Linked DNA regions of Homo sapiens: region 1 is linked to region 2. A link is an interaction called in ENCODE POLR2A ChIA-PET data of the cell type or tissue named here. Cell type or tissue: CD4-positive, alpha-beta T cell. All regions are shown on one strand. Each heading gives the region's core, and the rest is flanking DNA. Links, peaks and the distances in the headings are about the cores only.

Region 1 (5,368 bases), core at 124-5,123, 67 kb before region 2:
GCAGCATTCTTCACAATAGTCCAAAGGTAGAAACAACCCTTAAGTGTCTATCAATGGATGAATGGATAAACAAAATGTGGTATATCCATACAGTAGACAATTACTCAGCCTTAAAAGGAAAGAAACTCTGGCACATGCTACAACATGAAGATTATGCTAACTGAATAAGCCAGACACAAAAGGACAAATATTGCATGATTCTGCTTATATTAGGGACCTAGAATAGTCAAATTCATAAGAGACAGAACATAGAATGGTGATTACTAGGGGCTAGGGGGAGGGGAGAATGGGTATATTCTCTACCCTCACTCTGGGGGCGGGTTTGTGGGGGGGATTATTGTTTAATGGGTATGGAGTTTTGCAACATGAAAAGAGTTCTGGAGGTGGAGAGTGGTAATTGTTGCAGAATAATGTAAATGTACTTATTGTCACTGAATTATGCACTTAAAAATGATTCAAATGGCAAAAATTTTTAGGCTGGGCGCGGTGGCTCACGCCTGTTATCCCAGCACTTTGGGAGGCTGAGGGGGGCGGATCATGAGGTCAGGAGATCAAGACCATCCTGGCTAACACGGTGAAACCCCGTCTCTACTAAAAATACAAAAAAAAAAAAAAAATTAGCTGGGCGTGGTGGCGGGTGCCTGTAGTCCCAGCTAGTTGGGAGGCTGAGGCAGGAGAATGGCATGAACCTGGGAGGGGGAGCTTGCAGTGAGCTGAAGTCGTGCCACTGCACTCCAGCCTGGGCAACAGAGTGAGACTCTGTCTCAAAAAAAAAAAAAAAAAAAAAAAAAGCTAGGCATGGTGGCATGCGCCTGTAGTCCCAGCTGCTTGGGAGGCTGAGGCAGGCAGGAGAATCACTTGAACCCAGGAGGTGGAGGTTGCAGTGAGCCAAGATCGTGCCACTGCACTGCAGCCTGGTGACAGAAAGAGACTCCATCTCAAAAAAAAAAAAAAGAGATTCAAATGGTAAAAAATTTTAAAACACCACGAAAACAAAAACAAAACAGCCCGTGCAGCAGCCTGGTCCACTGAGCTTGCAGCCCAGACATTGGTGGTGGGTTTTGAGGTCTAAAAATAGGGCCTCCTATGGCAAAAATTGGTCACCTGGACAGGAACAGCAGTGAGAGCTTATTGCCTGAAGAGGGGGCAAGAGAGCTCTGGGACGGTGAGTTTCCTCACCTACCCCATCTCCCTTTCCCCCCTCCCTCCGTGTGTGCGTGCGTGCGTGCGTGCGTGTGTGTGTGTGTGTGTGGTGTGCACCTCACCACCCCACCCCACTCCAGAGCAGACAGACCGCCAGCCCAGCAGAAGCAACTGGGTGTGGCCTGACTCCCAGGGAGTCCTGGGGAATCCCTGCAACTGAGCAAATTTCGCTCCTGCCTCTTCCAGATTCTCCAGGGAGCTGTCCTCTCCTCTGAGGTCCAAGTTAGCTAGCCTATTCTCCAGTGAAAAAACTGATAGAAGGTATCCAGTTTTCAGGATTGTCTGGGGGGAAATGGAGGCAGTCCAGCAGAAAGATCATCGATTCAAGTGTAGCGGACTTGGGTTCAAATCCTGATTCTCCCACTTAGTAGAGTATGACCTTGGCCACAGTGTTTAACCTCTCTGTGCTTCAGTTTCCTTGGCTGTAAAACAGTACAGGGACCCATCTCAAAACTGTTGAGGATTAAATGAGATGTGCAAAGCACTTACAATAGTAAGTGTGAGATAAGCATCAGCTAGGATTACCTCATGAAGTGATTATTAAATGGTGAAAGGGTGGAAGCACCCAGTACCGTACAGGCCCTCAATCAGTGGTAGCTGATATAACGATGCTAATAATAACGATGAAGGTGCAGAGGCCCGAGAACCTAGCAGTCAGAGCAATGGCCAGAGGAATGTGGAGATGCCTAGTGCTGGCAGAGAAAGGAAAGCCCTGTTTCAGGGGCTCTAGGGAAGACAGTGGCAGCAAGTCCCTAGAGAGCACTGCTTGGCATCTCCTCTAGGTTGTTGCTCTGTGGCTCAGGCAGCCATTCAAATGCATGGGAAGGGAAGGAAAGAACCAGCAGTAGACATCCAGTGACACTGTTGGCCTTCCACCCATGGGAAACCTTCAGAGGAAGGGGAAGGGGCGGGGCCACCTTGGAGTCTCCAGGGACCAGCTGTACAGTAACAGCCTTTTTTTTATTATTATTTTTTATTTTCTCAATTCCTCCCCTCTTGGTGTCAAGCTTGTTTTTGTAGCTGGAGAGGAAAGGCATGGGCGGGGCTCGGCTGCACAGCACTTGGAACCACAAACCCGCCCCCAGAGTGAGGGTACAGAATGTACCCAGACTGCAAACCACACCCTTGTGGCTTGGGGAGGCCCCTGAGGTGGGCTGCGGAACTGTCACACTACATTGTTTGAGCCCTGCACCTAGCAACCAGCCTGGGAGCCTGCAGTGCTCAGACAACGGGGTGTACTCAGGGGCCAGGACTGAGTTAAAGGACCTTCTGCCAAATGGTCCCCCAGGACTAAGGATCCCTCTGATCGGAAAAAGAGGTCCATGGACCCCTGACACCCTCCTGGGACCAGATTAAGTCTGAAGCTGGCCTAGGAGAGGTTCCAGCCAAAGGCTACAGCCTGCAGACACTCCCAGTCACATCCAGATCCTCCTCCACCCCCAACCAATTTAGGGGAGCAGATTCTGCTTCCCTTTACCTGTCCTCCCCACCCCACTCCCTCTCAGGGAGGCCCCTCCTCCCAGGGAGGTTGCCCTCCCTCCCCCAGTCAGGGAGGCCTATGTAGGGTTTCCAGAGCAGTGAAGGGAGGAAACCAGATGGGACCTTTTGGGAGGGTGGAGACAGTTTTCCGAAGCCTGAAGTGACTTGAAAATGACAGAAGGTTGGGAGGGGGGCCAAACCCACAGCAGAGAGGGGAGGGACTTCCAGTTGGACGGGTTAGAGGAAGAAGGTCCTGTGAAACCCGGGTGAAATTCAGCAGGGATGAGTGCAAGGGGTTCGTTAGTGACAAAACCTAACAACATAATTTGGCTCGACACAAATAAACAAGGAAAACACCAAGTGAAGGAGGGAGTTGACCACAAGCTGAGTAAGATTCAGCGTCAAAATAGAGCACAGCTCACTTCTGTGGACCACATTTTCCAAAGCAAAGATCAGGACACATATTTGACAAGGATGAATGTACTTATGGGGAAACAAGCCCGAGTGTTTGAAGCTGAGACTCTCCCCAGCAAACATGGGTCCTAAGCTTGTTGAGACCATGCTCTGTGACAGTCTAGAGTCTTCATCAGACAGCCATGTCCATCATCTGGGGAAAAGGGAAAAGGCTCAGAATAGGAAGAAAGATGAAAGATGGGGCCTCGGGGCAGAGATTGGTGAAGTAGAGGCAGTGTAGTGAGGCGGAAAGAGTTCAGGCTTTGTCACTTAGTGGCTGTGCAACATCAGGAAAGTTACTTAACCTCTCTGAGCTCCAGTTTCTGCGTCTTTAAAACTTGGGTAATAATCTTTGCCCTAAAGGTTGTTGTGAAGATTTAAGTGATTCACAAAATATATAAAGCACTAAGCACATAGTAGGTCCTCAAGAAATGCTTGGCTGTCCATTTGGAGAAGGGAGAAATAAGATGAGAAGATTTTATAAGGAGGCTACTAAGCAGTAATTTTCCCACACTCATGGAAACTGGAACAAAAAGAAAGACTATGGCTGGAGTAGAAAGGATTTGGGTGGGTTTGGGAAGAACCTGGTGACTGTCAGAAGTTGCAAACTGGTGGCTAACAGACTGAATCCAGCCCTTGGGCAGGTTTTGTTTGGCCTGAACAGTGTTTTCCATAAATTTGAATTAGTTGCCAACCTTTTAAAAAGTGGAAGATTTCACATAAAAATCCACATATTGGCTTCTTTTGCAAAAAAGCAGAGAATCTAGCAACTCTGGACCCTCATGGCTGCATGGCAATGATTGTGGGAAGGGAGTAAGGGCCGTTTGTTTTAGAGGGTTTTTCATGCCAGTGCTTTGCAAACCGTAATGTGTGTAATTGCGACATCCAGACGGAGCAAATCCTTAGAGACAGAAAGTACAGCAGCGGTTGCCCATGGCTGTGGGGAGGGAAATGGGGACTGACTGCTAAAGGGTCTGGGGTTTCTTTTTGGAGTGATGAAAATGGAACCAGATAGAGGTGGTGGTTACACAACATTCTGAATATACTAACAACTTCTTAATTGTACACATTAAAAGGGTGAATTTTATGGCATGTGAATGATACTTTAATAGGGCTGTTATTTTTAAAATGCAAATGCTGATTCAGTAGATCCCAGCTGGGGCTCAAGATTCTGCATTTCTGACAAGCTCCCAGTTGTGGTTCATGCTGCCGGGCTTGGGACCAGCTCTGAGCAGCGAGCTCTTGCACTGCTGGTTTTCAGAGTCAGCTGCACATTGGAACCACCTGGGGAGTTTAGAAAAACACTCCTGCCTAGGTCTCACCCCCTGGGATTCTGATAACATTGGTGTAAGGTGAGACCCGGGTGTCCGGATTTGTAAAAGCTCCCCAGGTGATTATAATTTGCAGCCAATTTTGAGAACCACCCTCTTGTACCCTGGCCACTTTCCCCTTTCCCCTTACCTGCCTAGGCAGGCTCTCAGGCATTTGACCCCTGCTCTCCTCTAAACCCCAAAGCTTGGCTTCCAAGGCTGTGCCAGGGCGGCCAGCCCTGCCTGCCTCTCCACCTCCTCCCTGCCCACCCCTCATCCCACTGTAGTTCTGGGATTCTGAGGCCAAACCTTCATTGCCTCCCCCACTTTTTCCCGCCTCCCTAGTTAGCGGAGCTTGTTTTGTTTTCTTGGGCAGCTTTGAGTGAGGACATGTGTCAGAGGCGTTTGGAAAATCTAAAGAACTCACGTCCTTCCCTGGTGCCTCTTGTCCCCACTCCAGTCACCCGGAACTCACCAGGAGCCCCAGGCAGGGCGAAGCGTCCCGGTCCCGCCCTCGTCTGGCGGCCGCATGGAGGCCCACATGCCTTACGCTCCCCAAGCCGGGGCCGCGTGGGGCGACATGTGCTGCCGGTCACAGGGGAGGGTGGCCAGAGGCAAGTGATGCTGATCAGCATGGGCTTGGAAGCCGCCTAAGAACCAACCACAGCGACTTTTCCAGTGGGATGAGGAGGACGGGGAGGAGAAAAAAGTGGGCGGGGGCGGGGGAGGAGATCTTACACCAAGGCTTACTGGGTAATTTATTATTGCGTGAGAGCGTCTTAGAGCAGCAGCCCTGATCAACGTCCAGACATAGCAAGTCATTCCAAGTGAAAAGAGGTTACAACCACAAAAAGACAGAACATTTCGTTCTGAGTGGGAGGGAGACAGCTGGGCAAGGCCAATGGAAAGGCCCCCCAGCCAGG
Region 2 (5,368 bases), core at 110-5,109:
ATTTCAGGGTCCAAAGAGCTTGTGTGTACCGGACAAGCTGTTTATTGTGGTCTTGGCACTGCCCGGCCCTTCAGACAGCAACAAATGCTCCCAAACTGGGAAAGGAGAGGAAATAAGGAATCAGTCGTAGCCAAAGAAGACCTGGACTCTCTTCCCTTACACCATTTGCTCCCTGCAGCTGACATGCTGCTGGTGCCAACCATCGGAAGTGCCCTTCCAAGGGAACTGGAGGGGGCAAGCCCCACAAACCTCCATTCGTGAAGACCTACATCACAAATCGTGGAAATGCCCACGTCAGCATCCTCCTGACTACCCAGAGCTCAGAAGCTGCTGCTGAGGGAAGGTGAAGCAATGGGTATATGGACTAGGAATGAGGAATCTTGATGTCACAAGGTTAACTGGCACTTCAATGCTGCAGGCTCCACACGCACACACGCACACACAGGCGCGTGCACACACACACATGCACCCTTTCAGGGAGATGGTCATAAATGGGCTGTGATAAAAATGGTCCTTTCCAGTCCTGGCCTGGTCCTTCCAGATATACTCAAGGTTGACCACACACACGCTGGGGAAACTGTGGCAAGGGCATGCGTGTTGGAGCATAGGTGAGGTTCACAGGTGAGAAAAAGAAGACCCCACATGAGGGAAGCCAGGAAGCCAGAGTCTGGAGAAGTTGTGTGGTAGGTGGAGCTTCCCAGAAGACATTTATTTAGCCCCATGCCCAAGGGCCAGTCTAGTCTGTCCCATGGCCTGAGGGGAAGCCCTATCTGGGAGGGACAAAATCAGGGATAATGGGTTCAGCTCTGCCTCAGGCTCTTGACTTCTGCACCTCATTCCACCCAGGTTTGTAACTGCCAGGGCTGGACACACATAATTACTGAAGTGTCTTCTTAGTGTCCCGCTTGGGGTCTTTGATCTGTCTATGGTTGATCACATAGTCAGTCCTATCAGCCCAGTGGTGTGTGATCGACACGATTGATCATCACACATACACTGGGCAATGGGAATGAATACCAGCAGCTAACAGTCATTGAGCACCTGCTTTGTGCAAAACGTGGCTCAAAGCACTTCATATACAGTATATATGTTATCTCAATCAACTTTCTCCAGACTCAGGAGGTCAATATTGTATGTATCACTTCCAGTTTGCAGAGGGGAAATCTGAGGCTCAGAGAGGCAAAGTAACTTACCCAAAGTCATACCGGGTAGAGAAAGTGGCTGACTAGGGATTCAAATTGAGGTCTGGCTGGCTCCAAAGCCTGAGCTCATTACGCTTCAGGGCCACTTGTGACTAAGCATATGAGCATGCCCATTTGTAGAAGAAGCCTCAGGGAAGGAAAGAACAGTAAGAGAGATCGTGCTGGGCATGGTGGCTCACGTCTGTAATCCCAGCACTTTGGGAGGCCGAGGCGGGCGGATCACGAGGTCAAGAGATCGAGACCATGATGGCCAACATGGTGAAACCCCGTCTCTACCAACAATACAAAAATTAGCTGGGCCTGGTGGCACACGCCTGTAGTCCCATCTGCTCGGGAGGCTGAGGCAGGAGAATCGCTTGAACCCGGGAGGCGGAGGTTGCAGTGAGCCAAGATCGTGCCACTGCACTCCAGCCTGGCGACAGAGCAAGACTCAGTCTAAAAAAAAAAAAGAGAGAGAGAAGATCCAAGAGCTTGGCTGAGGTTGAAGAACCATGACGGTGAAAGAGTGGGTGTACAACAGAGGGAGGATGGGCAGCAGAGTGCCCAGCAGATGCCAGAAGCTAAGATTATCTAAGTTTGTGGCCTTGTCCCTCTTGGTAACCCCCATAGCAACCAAAACTGGTGTCTGCCATTTCACTGGTACTCATTCAGCCAAACTCTGCTAAAGAATGAATAAGCTCAACATGGCAACCTTGGGAAATACACACAGACCAAGTTACTGCCTCCCACTTGGTAAGACCCAAGCTTTAAAGTGAGTTTCCCCAGAGTCCGGGTCACCAGACATTACTTAAGCCCCAAGCACATGACAGGCATTGGGAGTAGGGAGATGAACATCACAAGGATCCTGCCCTTGAGGTGTGGCCAGGCTGGCAGGGGAGATGTTAGGTTTGCCTAAGCCATCTCCAGGGGTCTACTGAGGTGTGGGCTATGGTTAGGGAAGAGAATGAAGCCCCTAGACCTCCTCAGGGATGAGGTTGTTGCCTTCAGCTCCCAGAACTCAGCACTGCCACTCACAGAACTAGGCAGCCCCACTGGCATCTTTCTCCCTGGGGTTGCTTCTACAAACGCAGCTCAGAGCTGCCTTTTGGGGCTATGCTGGCCACTTTAGCTGGCAAATTGGGAGCCTGAAATGAGTGAGGACTGGGAGAAGGGGCGAAGCCACCGTAGATCCCCCTTTCCCTTTCTTTCTTAGTGTGTGGCAGTGAAGCCCCCTCAACCACACCCCAGCAAGGGGAGAACAACTTTCCTCAGAGCTCTCCCCCACTCCCACATTGTCTCCTCCCACTCTGGGAAGCCCAAGGCTTAGAGAAATGAATCCAAGTCATTAACTAATTAATGAATATGGATGGCAAAGTTGCTGAGGTTGCTGGAAAACACCCTGTTGCCGCCAACACACACAGCGCAGCCAGGCACCCGCCTCCCACCATGGGCGAAAGGAGGCTAAGGAGAAACTATTGGACTGTATCTTCCTAAGGCTCTAGCTGCAGCAGAAGCGCCCACAACGCAGCAGCCCCTTGCTCAGTGCCTGGAGACCAACTCATGGGTAACACATCCCTTTGCAAGAACGGCCTCCTCCAATCCAGCTGGGGCAGCAATCTGCTCACTTGCTCAGCATCAAGGGTACTCTCTGTGGTCCAAGGAATTCTGTCTGTAGGGCTAGCCCAGTGCAAAGTGCAAGGCTGCAGGAGATGGATGGATGGAGATAGGAAAAGGGGAGAGAAAAGGAGAAGGAGAGACTGAGAGGCACACACAGCTGGCAAGAGCCCATCTCCAGCTGTTGGGCGGGCTGTTTCCTTTGATAAAGCACTTGGCAGTACTCCCAGTTCTGTAGTTTCTGGCCTGCGAAAGCACACCCGGAGCACGAGCCTGCCTGTGGGAGGACTTCAGCCTTGCTTTGTTTTCTTTCTTTCCTTTTTTTAAGCTTTAGAAAAGGCCCCTCCCCTCCCAAGGAACCTTGTCCCTCCCCCAACACCTCGGCAAAGTGAAGTTGCACCAGCAGGTGATGTGGGCTGGGCTTCCGGGTGCCTTCACAGAAAGTCAGTGCCACAGAGCCATGTTAAAGGGCTTGGGACGGGTGTGCAGTTAAGTCTCAGCATATACTTTCAGGCACATGTATTTGAGAGAGAGAGAGAGAGAGAAAGAGAGAGAGAGAGAGAGAGAGAGAGAGAGAGAGAGAGTGTGTGTGCGCGCGCGCGCGGTGTTTAGGAAGGGGGGAGGGAGCGGGGGAGGGAGGGAGAGAGAGAGAAAGAGAGAGAGGGAGAGAGACTGAGTTGTGTGTGTCTGAGAGGCTCTGCTTGTTTGTTGTGGTTGATGCTGCCTTCTGTGTGGCACATCACCACTGTTCTCCCCGCCGAGGCTCCTTTCAGCTCACTAATGCTTCCCTGGAAGGCCTGGGAAATAGAGGGAGTCCCCATGTCACAAGATCACACAGAACAACAAGCCTCTCTGCCCGCTGGTCTTCTGGCTTTGTGGAAGTCCGTCTCTCCCCCTTCACCCTCCTTCATAAAAGGAGCAAGGGGACTTGAAGGCATCCAAGGTCCCTTGCAGGGACCAGAGCCTGTAATATGGCAAGTCTGCCTGCCCCCTCCCTGCATTTACAGTCCAATGACCCAACGGCCCCAGACCCCAGACAGTTTAACCAGCCCACGCACGTCCTCCCTGCGAGTTTCCCAGATTCCTGAGGGGAACCTGATCCCGCCCTGGGATCAGTATGGGCTCTTCACATCATCCGCGAGAGATCCCTGCTCCTCGGGAGCCCCGAGAGCAGCGCCCGTTCCCACAGGCTGCCAGCCCCACAGCACCTGTGGTTGGGAGGCGACCTCCCAGAGTCAGTGGTGAGGCCGCCCAGGGAGAGGGCCCTGTGGCCGGGTGGGAAACACGAGCAGAAGCGACAGAACTTCCCCCTGCCAGCCCAGGCTGCCAGGATAGCCCTGGACACTGCCCCGTCTGACCCGCTGCCCCACCACGCCCATCCAAGGCTGGAACCAGAGCGGCCCTTGGCCCTGAGCTACGGGAGAAGCCAGTTCCGAAGAAGAAAAGGCGGCACAACGACAAACACAGCCTGGGAACTTTGCACCAGCTTCCACACTGGAAGGCCTCAAACGTCCCTTGTTCCAAACAACCCCCCATACCCCCAACAAAAGTATTTACCTCATGAAGAAAGGGAGGGCGCTAGACTCACAGAACAGACAGCAGAGCCAGAAGGGCGATCATCTAGTCTGACCCTTTCATCTTACATATGGGGAAACTGAGGCCCACAGTGAGGAAGAGACTTTTGCTGGCTAGCAGAAGAACTGGCAGTAGAAGTCAAGGTACTTCCCCAAACACTTCCAGGTCCTAGCCATGGTTGAAAGAAGATATACCAACCTGAGGCCCAAGCAGGTATTTCGGGCCCCAGAAGCAGTAGTCCTGGCTCCAGAGTTGGATTTGTGAGCTGAGGATGGCCAGGATGCTTGTGTGGTGCAGGGAGCACTCTAGACCCCTTTACTTGTCAATAGACATGCCTGTTGACACTGCTGGGCCAGGTGGGCATCACATGTAGGGCTCGATGTCAAGCCTGAGCTGGATTGAAGACCTTTGCTCTTCCCTGCCCTCATTCTTTCTAGAGTGCTCTTCCTACCCAGGGCTCAAGCTCTGGAAGGGAGGGGAAGCATGGCCCTAGTTTTTCCACTGGTTGTGGGTGAGGGGGGAATCAACAGGGGAACAAACCCAGGTCTGTAGCCTTTACCACTCCTTTGGGATTCAGATCCCACCTTGCTCCTTCCCAGTCCAGATGTAGTAATACTCCACTTGAGGCCCAAGTGTGTAGCCTGAAATAAGTGCAAGAGAAGTGGGTGGGTGGGAGTGCCCACCAGCTTTGAGAAGGTGATAAGCCATGGGAAACTTTCTTAACATTTAAGCCTACTCCGTGGCCAGACTGTAGGTAGATGGTAAGGTTCACTAAGCTGACCCAGGTATGCCCAGGCCAAAATTAAATCAATCAGGTCGATCGATTTAATACATGCTCAAGCCATGGGCCAGGGCTGAAGCTGAAGCCACTGGTACTGCTGCCCTGCCCTCTCTGACATGGCCAACCTTCCAATACTGCCAGCCGCTAACCCTTCACTATAGCCAGTGTGGAAATAGCACACTATGTTCTGAGATAGGGTGACCTGGATATCTGGGAG

Evidence for each region. ChIA-PET counts read pairs that join two places held together with the same protein. Peaks named below come from ENCODE experiments on the same cell type or tissue, not always from the same donor. Only the 100,000 strongest peaks of a DNase experiment are listed, where the experiment ranks them.
Region 1: POLR2A ChIA-PET joins it to region 2 with 85 read pairs; 18 of 35 experiments call an interaction of 5 or more read pairs at or near these places.

What each region holds. Positions count from the first base shown.
Region 1 is chrX:107,671,914-107,677,281 of GRCh38, forward strand. No RefSeq gene overlaps it. Among named protein-coding and RNA genes, the nearest start is that of PRPS1, 46 kb to the left of the region's middle. RefSeq lists silencers at 1,225-1,274, 4,442-4,501, 5,332-5,368 and an enhancer at 2,029-2,228. In CD4-positive, alpha-beta T cell, for the core only: a CTCF peak has its summit at 1,112; DNase peaks (open chromatin) are centred at 1,218, 2,328, 2,828, 4,388 and 1 weaker place; H3K4me3 peaks cover 3,809 bases; H3K27ac peaks cover 4,317 bases.
Region 2 is chrX:107,738,941-107,744,308 of GRCh38, forward strand. The region is part of intron 1 of TSC22D3 (TSC22 domain family member 3); the gene reads right to left. Among named protein-coding and RNA genes, the nearest start is that of TSC22D3, 34 kb to the right of the region's middle. In CD4-positive, alpha-beta T cell, for the core only: no CTCF peak of the experiment used is centred there; a DNase peak (open chromatin) is centred at 3,211; H3K4me3 peaks cover 985 bases; H3K27ac peaks cover 2,853 bases.